Linked DNA regions of Homo sapiens: all the other regions are linked to region 1. The links are chromatin loops, found by intact Hi-C in ENCODE. Cell type or tissue: A673. All regions are shown on one strand. Links, peaks and the distances in the headings refer to the core of each region. The heading gives the core; the rest is flanking DNA.

Evidence for each region. Hi-C counts contacts between places; a loop is a spot of excess contacts. Peaks named below come from ENCODE experiments on the same cell type or tissue, not always from the same donor. Only the 100,000 strongest peaks of a DNase experiment are listed, where the experiment ranks them.
Region 2: a loop joins it to region 1, with 11 times the contacts of the local background. A loop is called at or near these places in 31 of 110 quality-filtered maps.
Region 3: a loop joins it to region 1, with 8 times the contacts of the local background. A loop is called at or near these places in 22 of 110 quality-filtered maps.

The regions. Positions count from the first base shown.
Region 1 is chr10:91,549,539-91,554,409 of GRCh38, reverse strand. All of the region lies in intron 1 of HECTD2-AS1 (HECTD2 antisense RNA 1), which reads left to right. It overlaps LOC105378433 (a long non-coding RNA gene), which reads right to left and starts at 1,079. Exons shown (of 3, transcript XR_007062244.1): 1 at 1,032-1,079. In A673, for the core only: CTCF peaks have their summits at 1,490 (motif pointing left) and 2,383 (motif pointing right); a DNase peak (open chromatin) is centred at 2,389.
Region 2 is chr10:91,295,763-91,300,633 of GRCh38, reverse strand. No RefSeq gene overlaps it. Among named protein-coding and RNA genes, the nearest start is that of PCGF5, 78 kb to the right of the region's middle. In A673, for the core only: CTCF peaks have their summits at 2,197 (motif pointing left) and 3,922; DNase peaks (open chromatin) are centred at 2,163 and 3,983; H3K4me3 peaks cover 575 bases.
Region 3 is chr10:91,387,428-91,392,298 of GRCh38, reverse strand. All of the region lies in intron 3 of HECTD2-AS1 (HECTD2 antisense RNA 1), which reads left to right. Among named protein-coding and RNA genes, the nearest start is that of HECTD2, 20 kb to the left of the region's middle. In A673, for the core only: a CTCF peak has its summit at 2,479 (motif pointing left); a DNase peak (open chromatin) is centred at 2,468.

The sequences.
Region 1 (4,871 bases), core at 533-4,532:
CTGGACCACACAGCAGGAGGTGAGCAGTGGGCCAGTGAGCATTACTGCCTGAGCTCCGCCTCCTGTCAGATCAGCAGCACATTAGATTCTCATAGGAGTGTGAACCCTATTGTGAACTGCACATGCGAGGGATCTGGGTTGCACACTCCTTATAAGAATCTAATGCTTGATGATCTGAGGGGGAACAGTTTCATCCTGAAACTATCCTCCACCAACCCCGCCATCCGTGGAAAAATTGTCTTCCACACAGCTGGTCTCTGATGCCAAAAAGGTTGGGACTGCTGTGTTAAGGGATTGAGATGATTACTTTTAAAAAAATCATCTCTGTAATATCTGGCCTATTACAGAGAGTCTGCCACCTTTACAATTAATAAAACATTTGAATAAAAAAGAAGAAAGTGTGTAATTATGTGTACACATGACTATGTTGATGTGTGTACATATGTCCATACGTGACTTTGTGTTTATGTGTGTTGCATATGTGTACATATGGGGGAGAGAGTCTCAAAGGAGAGCAGAACTTTTGGTACAAATTCCAGACACTGGTCACATCCTCCAACCTTTGTGCTTTGGAAAGAAACCTCAAGGGTGTACACCTACTTGAAAGTTTTGCCATAAACATCACCTGCCTTGCAGGTGTGGGCTGTTCTGGGGCTCCTGGCTTAACCAAATGGCCTTGGATAAATTACAAGTGGGAGAGGCTGCTTCCTTGCAGCCAAGACCACTGGTGGTTTAGAGCCTTCTCCAGGAAAATCCACAGCCCCTTGCACAGTGTTTGTGGAGTGCCTCCAGTGTGCAGAGCGCTGTGTGTGGTAGGAAATGGTTCTTCTGGGAGGCTAGCTGCTCAAAGGATGGGGCTTAGAAATCTCAGCCTGGGCCAGGTGCAGTGGCTCATGCCTGTAATCCCAGCACTTTGGGAGGCCGAGGCGGGTAGATCATGAAGTCAGGAGTTTGAGATCAGCCTGGCCAATATAGTGAAACCCCGTTTCTACTAAAAATACAAAAACTTAGCCGGGCGTGGTGGCACGCACCTGTAGTCCTAGCTACTTGGGAGGCTGAGGCAGGAGAATCGCTTGAACCCTGGAGGCAGAGGTTGCAGTGAGCCGAGATCATGCCATCGCACTCCAGCCCAGGTGATAGTTTGAGACTCCATCTGAAAAACAAACAAAGAAATCTCAGCCTGTGCTGGTCAGTTGCATTCTACAGGCAGAACCAGTTTCCTCCCCCCACCCCATTATTCCTGAGATCTAGATTTTGCAGGCACCAGGATTTATTAATTTACTTGACCATGGCTCAGCCAACTGGTTAAGGCTGGTTTCTATGCTGATCTGGGCTTTCAAATTCCCATCTACAGCTGCAGGAGTCCATTGAGACCAACTAGGGGGTTAGAATGACTTTTTCCTAATGTCAGGTGCGTTCCTGCGTGTGTGGATGTGTGTGCACACACCCATGCACACACATGTAAGAAGACAGCTCTGCCCCCTTGAGGAGACACAGCAGGGCTGACAGAGGGTTGTGTGCCCTGTACCTGGCCGCAGGCCTGAGCATACCCGCTCGCTTTGCGATAGAAGTGGATTATGCTAGCAGGCTCATGTTCTTCCTGCCCTAAATTTCGCTTCATCCCCTCTCTCCACAAGCTGGTTAGCAGCAGCTTGGGAGTTTGAAGAGCAAGAGGAGCTCCCTATGTGATCTGAACCCTTCTTTTTGGACAGGTTCCTGGGGATGCAGCTGGAGCCGGGCTGGTGGAAGCAGCAGGCCGAAGTGTTTTAGAATCTTCCTGAACCCAGCAAAGGGATGGGTCTGTCCTCCAAGCATTGGGGCAGGGGTTGGGGGGTGGGCAGTGGGAAGAAACTGTGGCTGCTTTTCCTGCAGAAGCCAGAAAGTTCGAATAGGAGAAGGAGGGGTAGAAGGAGAGAGGGAAAGAGAAAGAGAAAGGGGTGGGTCAGGGGGTGTGGAAGGAGAAGGAAGAATGGGGAGGAGAAACAGACACTCCTTCATGGAGATTTCCAAAAGGCCTGGGAGGGACCTTGCCAAGCCACTTCCTAACCATCTTGGGGTGTCAGCGTGAGGCTTAATGGGAACAAGGAGCATCTGTATGTGTCCTCAGCCTGCACAAGGGGAAATTCTGGTCTCCTAGGAAGAAAGCCCTGGAGCCAAGCCTCTTGGCCTCTGTGTCCACTCTCTGCATTTACTCTTCGAGCTCCGCTGTTCCTACCTTCATTTATGTTTCCGCAGTCTGTCCATCTTCGTTCTCGCTGACTCTCCTCTCCCGCCTCCAGTTGAAACTCAGGCTTCTGTTTCAGGGTTGGGGGTTCCTAGAGATTCTCCTTGTCTCTAGCTCCCCCTGCCCACCTCAGCGGGACCAAGGCCACACTACTGCCCAAGAGCCTGCATCAACTGCCAGTAGATGGCAGTCCTCATCAAATTCAAACTCCTCGCTCTGCCCTTCATCTGTTGTCAAGATCTTCTCTCCCTGGTCTTGTCCTATTCTCTGACCAGGCTTCCCTCTCCTTCCCCATGGAAGCCCCCAGCCAGTCTCCCTGGTGAGCCCTGAACATTCAGAGTTCATCTCTGCCTCTGTGCCTTGCTTTGCTGCCCAGGTCAGTTCCCACTCCCCAGCATTAGTCTAAAGCCAACTCATCTTCAAGTCCTGTCCCCAGGAAATGTCCCTGGTCACTTCAGCCTGACTACATCATTCCTTAATTCCCACTGCATGTACAGTTCAAAGCACCCACAGTTTTGCTTCTCACTGTTTTCGGTCTAGCTATATGTAGTCTCTATAAGGGCATGAACCATGCCTTTCACTTTCTTCGATCTCTGTCTCAGCCCCAGAACCCAGAAATATGATTATTGATTGATTAAAAATGGGCAAATTATAGCCAAAGAGATTCAGGGTAGGGAAAGTGCTTGAACAGGCCAGATATTCCTCCAAGGTCTTCTTGAGCAAAATGGCATTCTCTGGGGCTATTTTCCATGTTTGGCCATGCTGTGTTTTGCTAATACTATGGCAAACACTTGGGTGTTCAGTTGCATGGAGACGTTTGCATTTTCCCTTTCCACAGGCAGGCAGATGATTATTCAGGATGGGAAAACATCAGCATGGAAACAGATTTGTGGCTCAGCTCTCCTGCTCATTTTCTAATGTAAGAACAAATCAGTTGAGGCTGGGCACCATGGCTCATACCTGTAATCCCAGCACTTTGGGAGGCAAAGGCGGGTGGATCACTAAGCTCAGGAGTTTGAGACCAGCCTGGGCAACATGGTGAAACCCCGTCTCTACTAAAAGTACAAAAATTAACTGGGTGTGATGGTGTGTGCCTGTAGTCCCAGCTACTTGAGAGGCTGTGGTGGGAGGATGGGAGAATCACTTGAACCTGGTAGGCGGAGGTTGGAGTGCACCGAGATTGCACCACTGCGCTCCAGCCTGGGTGACAACAGAGTGAGACTTTGTCTCAAAATGAAACAAACAAAAAAAAGAACCAATCACTAAATTGATCAGGACTCCCTCCTCTCAAGACAATCCACTGAGCCTCCAGTATTTACAAACACAGGAGCATTCACCCTTCTTCAGAGGGCAAGCTTACTGGCCGGAGGCATCATGCTGGCCATCCTGCCACTGGCATTTGGAATTGTCCTCCCCATACTTTCTCTCCATGGTATTACAGTCTCTTTTTCCCACAGAATAAGAGGTCAAGGAGGGTAGGTTTGAATGAGATTATCAGTAAAATGTTTTACCATTTGGATTTCTGTTCAAATTGTAATAAGCATCTTTATCACAATGAGTCAGAGAATCTGGTTGCAAGTGACAAAACCCCTACAGATGTCTTTAGGTGTCCTCATTGTTCTGATAAGTACATCTTTCAGTGAAATACCAATTTGTGTGGCAGACACTGTGTCACTTTCCACAGCCATACCACTCTTCCTCTCCACTGACAGAACCCCAAGGTGACCAGTTCCCAGAAGATGAATCATGCTTGGTCTAAGACCATGGTGTCTGTCTGCGTCAGGGTCCCCAAGATCAACCCAAGGCCAGTGATTTGCTAGGAAGACTCACAGGACTCAGCATATAGTCACACTCATGGCTAAGATTTATTACAATACAATGATACACTCAAAGCAAAATCAGCAAAGGGGAAACGTGCATGGAGCAAGGTCTACAGGAAATCAGACACAAGCTTCTAAGAGTTCTCTCCTATTGGAGTCATGCAGGCCACGCTTCATTTCTCCAGGGAGGTGTGACAGTACATGTGAAATGTTGCCTCTCAGTGAAGCTCATTAGAGACTCAGTGCCCAGGGTTTCTAACGGGGGCTGGTCACACAGGCACCCTTTACCTAGTATATACCAACATTCCAGACCTCCAGAAAAGACAAGCAGGTGTTCAGCACATACCATATTGTTTGCATGCACAGTTTCAGCACAGTGAACCATGGTTATCAGTTTTGACAATAGTGGGGCCCCTCCCAAAATCCAAGTTCCCAGATGCCAACCAAAGGCCAACCTCGTAAGCAGGCCTTCCTAAGAATAGCTGTCTCAGGCCTATTATGTTAACTCTTTTCTGCATACAATCAATGCTTTTTTTTTTTTTTGATACAGAGTCTTGCTCTGTTGCCCAGCCTGGAGTTCAGTGGCATGATCTTGGCTCACTGCAACCTCCACCTCCCGGGTTCAACTGATTCTTGTGCCTCAGCCTCCTAAGTAGCTGGGATTACAGGTGTGTGCCACCATACTTGTCCAATTTTTGTATTTTTTTGTAGAGATGGGTTTCGCCATGTTGGCTAGGCTGGTCTTGAACTCGTGACCTCAAGTGATTCACCCACCTTGGCCTCCCAAAGTCCTGGGATTACAGGTGTAATCCCAGTGCCTGGCCTGC
Region 2 (4,871 bases), core at 396-4,395, 250 kb after region 1:
AGAGAGAGAGAGAAAGAGAGAGAGAGCTCCTGTGAGAAATACGGATGGGAAAGGTGGCAGTTTCTAGAAAAACAAGTATGTGAGTGTGGAGGAGACAATCCTATAGATCTCCATCCACTCTAACAATTAGCCTATTGTTTCCATAGTAAAATGGAATTTTATAAACATTAATGTCATAGAACCCATGATTCAACATTCAACCATTTGCAAATATTTTCCATTCTTTGCAAAAGCAATATCATTGGCAAGGCTAGCACAGGCTAGGTGTGGTTGTGATTTTCTTTTTGGTTGCTGTGCCAGAGGGACCCTTGCTTTTCAGGATTCCCAAGGATTAGAGCTTCCATGTGTCGAAGGTAAGGACAGAGTAAACAGGATGCATAATTCTTAGGCAGCATGAATGGCTGCAAAAAGGCCTTGAGGTTTCATCAGCCAGCATTTCTGAAGCATCTCCTATGCAGCAAGCATTCTGTAAGGTGATGCCCTCAGCAGTAGGCTGGTACCTCAATAAATATTTATGCAATAAATATTTGCTGAATGGAATATGTGTGTGGCATTTAGTGACCTTTGGTTCATTCTTGCTGAAGAGCCCAGCAGCTTCTCACATGCAAATGATGCCACAGTCACCCAAGCCCCTGTCACCACTGCAAACACAGACAGCTGCACCTTGGAAGATGGGAACCTGAAACATTTTCATGGGCTTACTTAGTTGATGGAGGTGATGGTGAAGGTGGGAGTGGAAGCTGTGGAGGTGTGGCAATTGAGAACACTGGGTCTCAAACTGTAGCATGTATTCAAATCACCTGGAAGGCTTGTTAAAACAGATTCCTGGGCTCTGCCCTAGTAGGTCCTTGGCAGGCCTGAGAATTTGCATTTCTAACAAGTTCCCAGGTAATACTGATGCTGCCGGCTGACTTTGAGAACCACAGAGCTATCAGAGTGGCCCTTCTCAAGCCTGGCTACACATTAAAAATCACCTGGTAGCCCCCTCCCCACTACCCTAGCAGAGACCAACTAGATGAGAATCTCTGGGAATTGGTCTGAGGTTATGTCTCAGCTCTACAGGTGATTCCAATGTGCATCCAGAGGCCATAATCAGTGCCTTACATCAACCAAGACAAATGTAAACATGATAGGGCAGAGAGAAGGCCCTTGGAGAGAGCCTTAGACACATGAAGTATAAGCTAAAATTCTTCTATGTCAGTTAGTTTGATTAGTACTGACTGCCAAATAGCAAAAGAAGCCCCCACAGATCCATGGGGTGGGGGGAGGCTCAGTACTTTTAAGATTTGTGAAGGGGTCCCAAGAACAAAACAATTGAGAACTAGCATTATTAGCTCTATGGTGAACAATAGGACCCTCAGGAAGTGCCAGACCTGGGAGGGAACTTGGGTACCCTACAACCGGGCTCTCATTTTACAGATGAGAAAACTGAGGCTCGGCTCTCTAGCGGTTTGCCGGCAGGTCACCCAAGGGGCAATGACAGAGCCAGCCCTGGGCTCTGATGGCAGCTTCTGTGCTTCCTGATTCCCATCCCTGGGATTGAGACCGGGACAACGCTTTTCCATAGGTGTTCCTAGATTAGCAGAGGATGCTGGGAACAGCTTTCTGTGGCTCATTCTTGCATAGAAAGAAAACCCTCCTAAAGGTTTTGGAATCTCGCCCTTCATGTTCACTGTGCTCACACAAAGCTCTTCTTTTCAGAAGCAGTTCTTTTCTCAGAACACTTCAAATGTAACAAATATACATCCATCAGCGTGGAGCGGCAATCAGCTCACTCACTATTCATTCGAGTTGGTGACCCAGGGCCTCCGCGCCCTGGAAACGCTCCACGGGGACACCGCGCCGTGCCAGAGAAGCTGGCCTCCAAACAACCCGCTGTAAACAGCTTTGCAGAGATCTTCCTCTGGAGGGCACAGATCCCTGGGATTGCTAGGATGAGGTTTCTCATTCTTTCCGAAGTAAAGGGAACTGGCAAAGTTAAAGCAGGAATGAAAGAGCTTTGATCTTATGAGGCGGAGGTGCTTATCCCAGCTGGGGTTAACAAGGAGGACATTCAAGCACTGCGAGCGGTCCACTCCTCGTTCTTGCATGCCCCAGCCCTGAAGGAAGTGGGTTGCAGCTCTCGTTACCCATCCTCCAGGTGGATCCTCTTCCTTCTGCCCGCCCTCAAAAGGCAAAGAACCACTGCGGGCTGATGGCGCCCTCTGGAGGCCGTGATGGGAAACTGTGTGCCTCAATTTTGCAGCCACGGCTGCCTTCCCCTCCCCCACTTTCCAGGGGCTCCTGCCCAGGTCGGGCTTCCCAAGGTCTCTTCCTCAGTACATTACACATACTCCTTCTTATGTGTGAGCACATAGATAGCAAAGCACCCAGAGGCACGCATACCCTTCTTTAACCCCCCGGTTCATCTCAAGTCTTACCTGTCAGTTATCTCACGTTAAAAAAAAAAAAAAAAAACAATTCCACCTCCCTCTTTTCATTCCATTTGTGTTGCCCAGAGTTTAATCACATCTGACAAGACTCACAGGGGTGTTAGTGAAAGAACTCTACCAAGGGAAAGAAACACCACCTGCAATGAAGTAAAACTGAGTGCAGTCAACAGATGTAATCCTGTAGGGCCTGGTGGGGCTGCCAGGCTCCCAGGTAGAGGAAACCACCATCGCAGTTTGCAGAAGACTAGTGGAGCTCCCGGGTCATGAGATTATTAAGTGCTAAAACCGGGACACTCCCATTAAAACTGTGGCAGTGGGTCGCCCTACTTCAAGGACTTGGTGGTCCAGAGGTTTCGCCTTCCTGGGAGATTTCTCCTTGATTCATTCGGGAGAAATGAAAGAACTGAGTGGGGAAGGAAAAATGAAAGTAAGTATTAAATAGCTCTTATAAATTACAGGAATTTGGGGAGCACCCATGCTTACGCAGACACGTAGGCAGATGTATAGAGTACACCGATTTGGATTTAATGTAGGATGACTATTGATTCCGTTTTTGAAGCATTCATACTAACAATGTCCCTTAAATAAAAGCAATCTCACATTTTTGTCAAAGAAACATTAATAATTTCCACTTATGCATGTTTGCGTAATTTCTTATTACTCTAGTTAAAAAGCTTATGCATCTCATAAAAGCTAAAAAGTAATAGCTGCTTTTAAATTTTATTTTTTATTTTTATGAGTACATAGTCGGAGTGTGTATTTATGGGGTATATGAGATGTTTTGATACAGGCATACAATGCATTATAATCACATCAGGGTAAATGGAGTATCTATCACCTCAAGCATTTATCATTTCTTTGTGTCACAAACATTCCAATTATACTTTTAGTTATTTTTAAATGTACAATAAATTACTGTTGACTGTAGTCACCCTGTTGTGCTATCACATTCTTATTTATTCTATCTAACTATATTTTTGTACCCATTAACCATCCCCAATGTCTTCCACTTCCTACTGCCCCTCCCAGCCCATGGTAATCATCATTGTGTTCTCTATCTCCATGAATTCAATTGTTTTAATTTTTAGTTCCCACAAATGAGTGAGAATATGTAAAATTTGTCTTCTGTGAATGGCTACTTTTTATTGAGCACTTGACTACTGAGAACCGCACTGTCTTTTTATCATACACAAATGATGGATGAGGAAACTGAGCCTTAGAGAGGCAGGTGACTTGCCCAAAGTAAATGGCAGAGAAATATTTGCATTCAGGTCCCTGACCACAAAGCCTGTGCTCTAAACCACACATATTAGATTTGTTTTGTATATGGTCTCTTACCTCATAAAAATAACACATTGCTTAACATTTTATAAGCGTCTCCCTCCACTGTCATCCCAATAGTCTTTCAGCCTACAATTAATCCTCCTCCAGTTTGTTTCCTGTGGCTTAGAATTTTGTTCCCTGGTAAAGGGCAAGTATCCCCTGTAAATTTCCCAGTTGACCAGGAGAGATCAGACTTGAGCTGCAGTCACACCTTGAGCTGATTTTTTTTTTTTTTTTTTTTTTATGGGGGAACATTGGCGAGAAGCCACAAGCCCTAGCTGGCAGTCATGGGACAGGGAATTGACTTCCTGAGAAAGAAACCCAAGGGACTTATACAGCATTTGGAGTACACCATAGATTTTGCCCTTTCTGAGATCACTTTTTATCTCTTTATGTTTGTTGCTTCCTGATACGGGGAACAAATTTGATGATATGGAACAGAATGAAGCTAAAAGTGAAAGGGTCTCGTTACTTTCTCCTCACCTCAAACCAACTTTCTTCTCACCTCAAACCACATGCTTCATTTTATTTTTCTGTAAATATTACCTTGAAAATAAAATTCAATCCCAAAATTTTCTACTTATTAAACTTACTCTTATACATTTATTTTAAAAAATCATTTAACTTTCACCCACATTGCATGAGATCACATTATGCTGGCATCACAACTTAAGGGAAAAACAGTAGGTTTCTCTTTTACAAATAAAGATTACAGATAAAAAAGAATATTGATTAAGCTGGAAATTCTTTAGGCTGTTTGCATTTTATTTCCATTAGCCTCTAGCAGTTAAATTCACAAATGATATTTTTCTGTGGCTCTATGCAGGGATCAAGTGTACCTGCTATCTTTTGTTGAGCATTCCTTGAGTATCTTTCTGGTTGGCCATGTCCAGGCTATGACCCCTGCAGTAGCCTGTTGATACAGTAAAGAGAAAACCAAAAGCACAGAAGTAATAGATTAAGTAACTGTAAGATGCAAGAAATGAGGATTCCCAAACCCAGAACCATCTGGTCCAGGCGATATGACTGACATATTCCCTCTTTTCTCTTCCTTGTTTGTCCACAACATGAAACCCCTAAGTTCTGAGATCTTTGGACCTGACCAGTTTCTCTCTG
Region 3 (4,871 bases), core at 396-4,395, 160 kb after region 1:
TAATCAGATAGGCCCTGAAAACAGGAATGCTTTCTGATGCTGCCAGCAGAAGTCAGAGAGATTCTTAGTGTGAGAAAGGCTCCCTGTGCCATTGCTGGCTTTGATGACAGAGAGAGCTATCTGAGAATGTAAGTGGCCCTAAGGAGCTAAAAGAGAGGCCCCTGGCTGACTGCCAGTCAGGAAACAGGGATCTCAGCCCCACAACTGCAAGGAACTGGATACTGCCAACAACCTGAATGAGCTTATAAGTGGGTTCTCTGTAGAGCCTCCAGATAAAAGCCCAGATGGCCCACACCTGGGCCTCAGCCTTGTGAGCCCCTAAGTAGAGAAACCGGTGAAGCCTACTCCTGACCCACAGAACTATGAGATCATGAATGTTTTTTTTTAATTAATCTACTTAATTTGTGATTTTTGACACCATAATAGAAAACTAATATAGTCAGGAAAATTATGAGCAAAACATTCACGGTAGAAGGGATCTCAGAGAGCTTCTAACCACTGGTGTCCTTGACAAAGAAGGACCCTAGACACAGTAGACAGTGTGAAACCCAAGCTATTTCAAAGCTCTAAAAAGCCTAAATTAAGTCACACAATTATTAATCAAATAGTGCTGTACAGACCTACTTAACCTTGATAGATGATAATCAAGTTTCTTTGTTTTTACCCTCACTAGAATGTAAGCACCACTTGGGCAGGGATGTTGACTCTTCTGTTCACAGTTATCCTTAATGTCAAGAACAGAACCTGATACCCAGTAGGCATTCAATAAACAAATACATAATTAGGGCCAAAATTATATCATCAGTATGATAAAAACACATTATTCAACTGTTAACAATTACTTATGCTTGAATTCATTAAAGAGATAATAATAAACTTTGAATGTGTAAATGCAGTTAGATTGGCCAAATCATTCAAAACATAGGCTTCATGGGTAGGAAAAAATAACAAAAGGGACATTAGTTATTAATTTGTGTTTTTTTTGAAAAACATTTTGTCCATTCCCCCTTCTAAAAATCCAGATGAGGAAACTGAAGCCAAGTGAGGTTAAGTAATAAATATGTAACTGTTAGCTAAATTGTGGTACTGGTTCTAAATGTTTGTGATAGAAAGCCGTTTAATCAAAATGAATCTGTCCACATTCGAAACTGATGGGTGCTGCTGATAAATCAACTGTGGGAAGAAAAAGTGAAAACAGACTAAAAAAAGCAGGCTTCAGAGCCACAGTTACTGGAACACAAACTCCATTCCATTTAGTTTAATTAAACCAAACTTAGCAAACATCTATGATGTGAGATATTAATAGACACTCTGGGTTATGAGGATGAACAGACATGCCCAGATCCTCCAGGATTTCCAGTCTAGGAGGGGAGCTAAGGCATGAACCCAGGTAAATGCAATACAAGGTAGAATGTGAAGGGTACTACTGGGGGGTACAAATAAAGAACTATGGGAGCAAAACTGGTGGAGAGCTTTTTTGTAGCTGGAAAGGTGGGGAAAAGTTTCACAGAGGAGGTGTCATCTGTTGCCCTGGAAATGGCACTGAGTGGAGTTTCCTCTAAAGTTTATTTACATTGTACAGAAGAAATGTCACATCAGAAACTTGTCCCTTGAGGCCAGGCATGATGGCTCATGCCTGTAATCCCAGCACTTTGGGAGGCTGAGGTGGGCGGATCACTTGAGGTCAGGAGTTTGAGACCAGCCTGGATAACATGGTGAAATCCTGTCTCTACTAAAAAATACAAAAATTAGCTGGGCATGGTGGCACGCACCGTAATCCCAGCTACTCAGGAGGCTGAGGCAGGACAATCGCTTGAACCTGGGAGGCAGTTTGCAGGGAGCCAAGATTGCCCACTGCACTTCACCCTGAGTGACAGAGTGAGACTCAGTCTCAAAAAAAAAAAAAAGAAAGAAACTTGCTCCTTGAATTCTTGTTTCATCACTGGTCTGAAATCTAAACAGAAGGAAAGCCAGCTGTAGAATTGCTATGTTCCAGAAATAAATATACAGAAACTTCTTAAATTGAAAGTTACACTCGATTTGTATTCTACTGAATTACAAGCACTCATAAATGTTTATTTCCTTGTAATTCATTTCTTTGTTAGATACAATGATGCTTAATTCCACCTTGTGGTTAACGTGGAGGATGGAGCATTCTGAGAATGTGAGAACATACAGCACTAATTTATTAGGATAGCTGCTTTCTGTCTGAGATGAATCCCATCTCCAATCCCATTTGTATTTTGTAGTTTTTTCTCTCCAGGCCAGGCAATTAATCCTTATGCTCTTTAGCACTCTGGCACTTAGCCTCTGTTTCAAGTGTTCTTTTTACATTTGTTGAATGTTTCCTCAAACTTAAATACCGAATTGACTAAAATGCATGGAAAAATACAAAGAATATGTGAGAAATATGTTATTTTTTAAAAAGTTACTTTCGTTATTCATCTGGAACTGCACCTGTGGTGTATAGTAATCTCGGTTACATTGCCCTCTAGTGGTGGTAGTACGGTAGTCATCTTATTAACATTTATTGAATATCTGCTGTGTAGGTAGGCTCTGAGGATATTGAGACAATTAAGAAACAGTTCCTACTCTTGTTGATTTCTCATTCTAGCAGAAGATGCATTTCAGCATAGCACGTGTGAAAAGGAACTGTGTAGGTAGGTAGTCATCTTTTCAGTAGTCATCTTATTAACATTTATTGAATATCTGCTGTGTAGGTAGGCTCTGAGGATATTGAGACAATTAAGAAACAGTTCCTACTCTTGTTGATTTCTCATTCTAGCAGAAGATGCATTTCAGCATAGCACGTGTGAAAAGGAACTATAGCAGGAGCACGTACAAAGGTCTATGAGTGCTCTGGGGAAGGAATAATTAATTCTCTCTAAGTGCATCCAGAAGGGCTTTTCAAACACATTACACTTCAGCAGCACCTTGGAAAGTGCATAGGAGTGTTTCAGGTATTCTGTCTTCAAGAGACCCATCTCACATGCAATGACATCCATAGGCTCAAAGTAAAGGGATGGAGAAAGATCTCTCAAGCAAACAGGAAAAAAAAAAAAAAAAAAGAAAGCCGGTGTTGCTTTTCTTATTTCAGAAAAAACAGACTTTAAAGGAACAATGATCAAAAAGACAAAGAAGGGAATTACATAATGGCAAAGGGTTCAATTAAACAAGAAGACTTGACTATCCTAAATATATATGCACCTGACATTGGAGCACCCATATTCATAAACAATTTTTAGGAACCTATGAAGGGACTTAGATAACTACACAGTAAGTGTGGGAGACTTGAACACCCCACTGACAGCATCAGACAGATCACCGAGGCAGGAAACTAAAAAAGATATTTGGCACCCAAACTCAACACTGGACCAAATGGACCTAACAGACATTTGCAGAACACTACCGCCAACAACAACAGAACATACATCGTTCTCATCCGCACATGGCACAGACCACACACTTGGCCACAAAGCAATTCTCAATAAATTCTAACTGAAATCATACCAACCATACTCTCAGACCACAGCAAAATAAAAATAGAAATCAATATTAAGAAACTGCTGAAAACCACACAATTACATGGAAATTAAACAATCTGCTCCTGAATGACTTTTAGGTAAACAATGAAATTAAGGCAGCCATCAAGAAATTATCTGAAATGAATGAAAACAGAGATATAACATATCAGAATCTCTGGGACACAGCTAAAGCAGTGTTGAGAGAGAAGTACAGTGCCTTCATCACTAAATGCCTACATCAAAAAGTCAGAAAGGTATCAAATTAACAACCTAATATCACAACTAGAGGAACTAGAAAAGCAAGAGCAAACTAACCCCAAAGCTAGCAGAAGAAAAAAACCAAAATCAGAGCTGAACTAAATTCAGATGTGAAAAACCATACAAAAGATCAGTGAACCCAAAAGTTGGGGTTTTGAAAGAATAAATAAGATTGATAGACCACTGGCTAGATTAATAAAAGATCCAAATAAACACAATTAGAAATGACAAAGGTGACATTACCATTGACCCCACAGAAATAAAAAAAAAATCCTCAGAGACTATTATGAACACCTCTATGCACACAAACTAGAAAAGCTAGAAGAAATAGATAAATTCCTGGAAACATACAACACCCACCCCCCGCCGCCCCAAGATAGAACCAGGAAGAAACTGAATCCCTGAACAGACTAATAATGAGTTCTGAAATTCAATCAGTAAGTAAAAAAAAAAAAAACCTACCAAACAGAAAAACTGCTGGACCAGATGGATTCACAGCTAAATTCTACCAGATGTATAAAGAAGAGCTGGTACCAAATCCTACTGAAACTATTACAAAAAATCGAAAAGGAGGGATTCCTTCATAACTCATTCTAGGAGGCCAGCATCATTCTGATACCAAAACCTCACAGAGACATAACCTATTTAACTATCACAATCCAGTTGATTTGTTGTATTTGCTTACATTGTGGGTGAGTGTCTTTTCTTTGTGCTGTAAAGAAGCTTGAGACTATTTCTGGCTTCTGGGAGTCCAGTCAACACCTGTGCAGACTCTTGGACTATGCTGAGCTCAGCCACCATTCAGCTGCATACCTTAGGCAGTTTCTTCTGATATATAAATATTTTTCAGGTGTGTGGAATAGGGGACGAGTGAAAGGGTGAGCGGAATAATCGTCTATGACTTAAGATCCTTCCCTCTGCAAAGGCAGCATCCTGTAGGGAAGCGAACATGGGTTCTGGAGGCAGACAAAGCTTAGGTCAAATCCTGGCTCTGCCACTCGCTGTGTGATATTGGAAGGTGTTTTGGTTTATCTGAATTCCAGTTTTCTTATCTGTAAAAAGGAGATACTAATACCTATCTCCAGGATT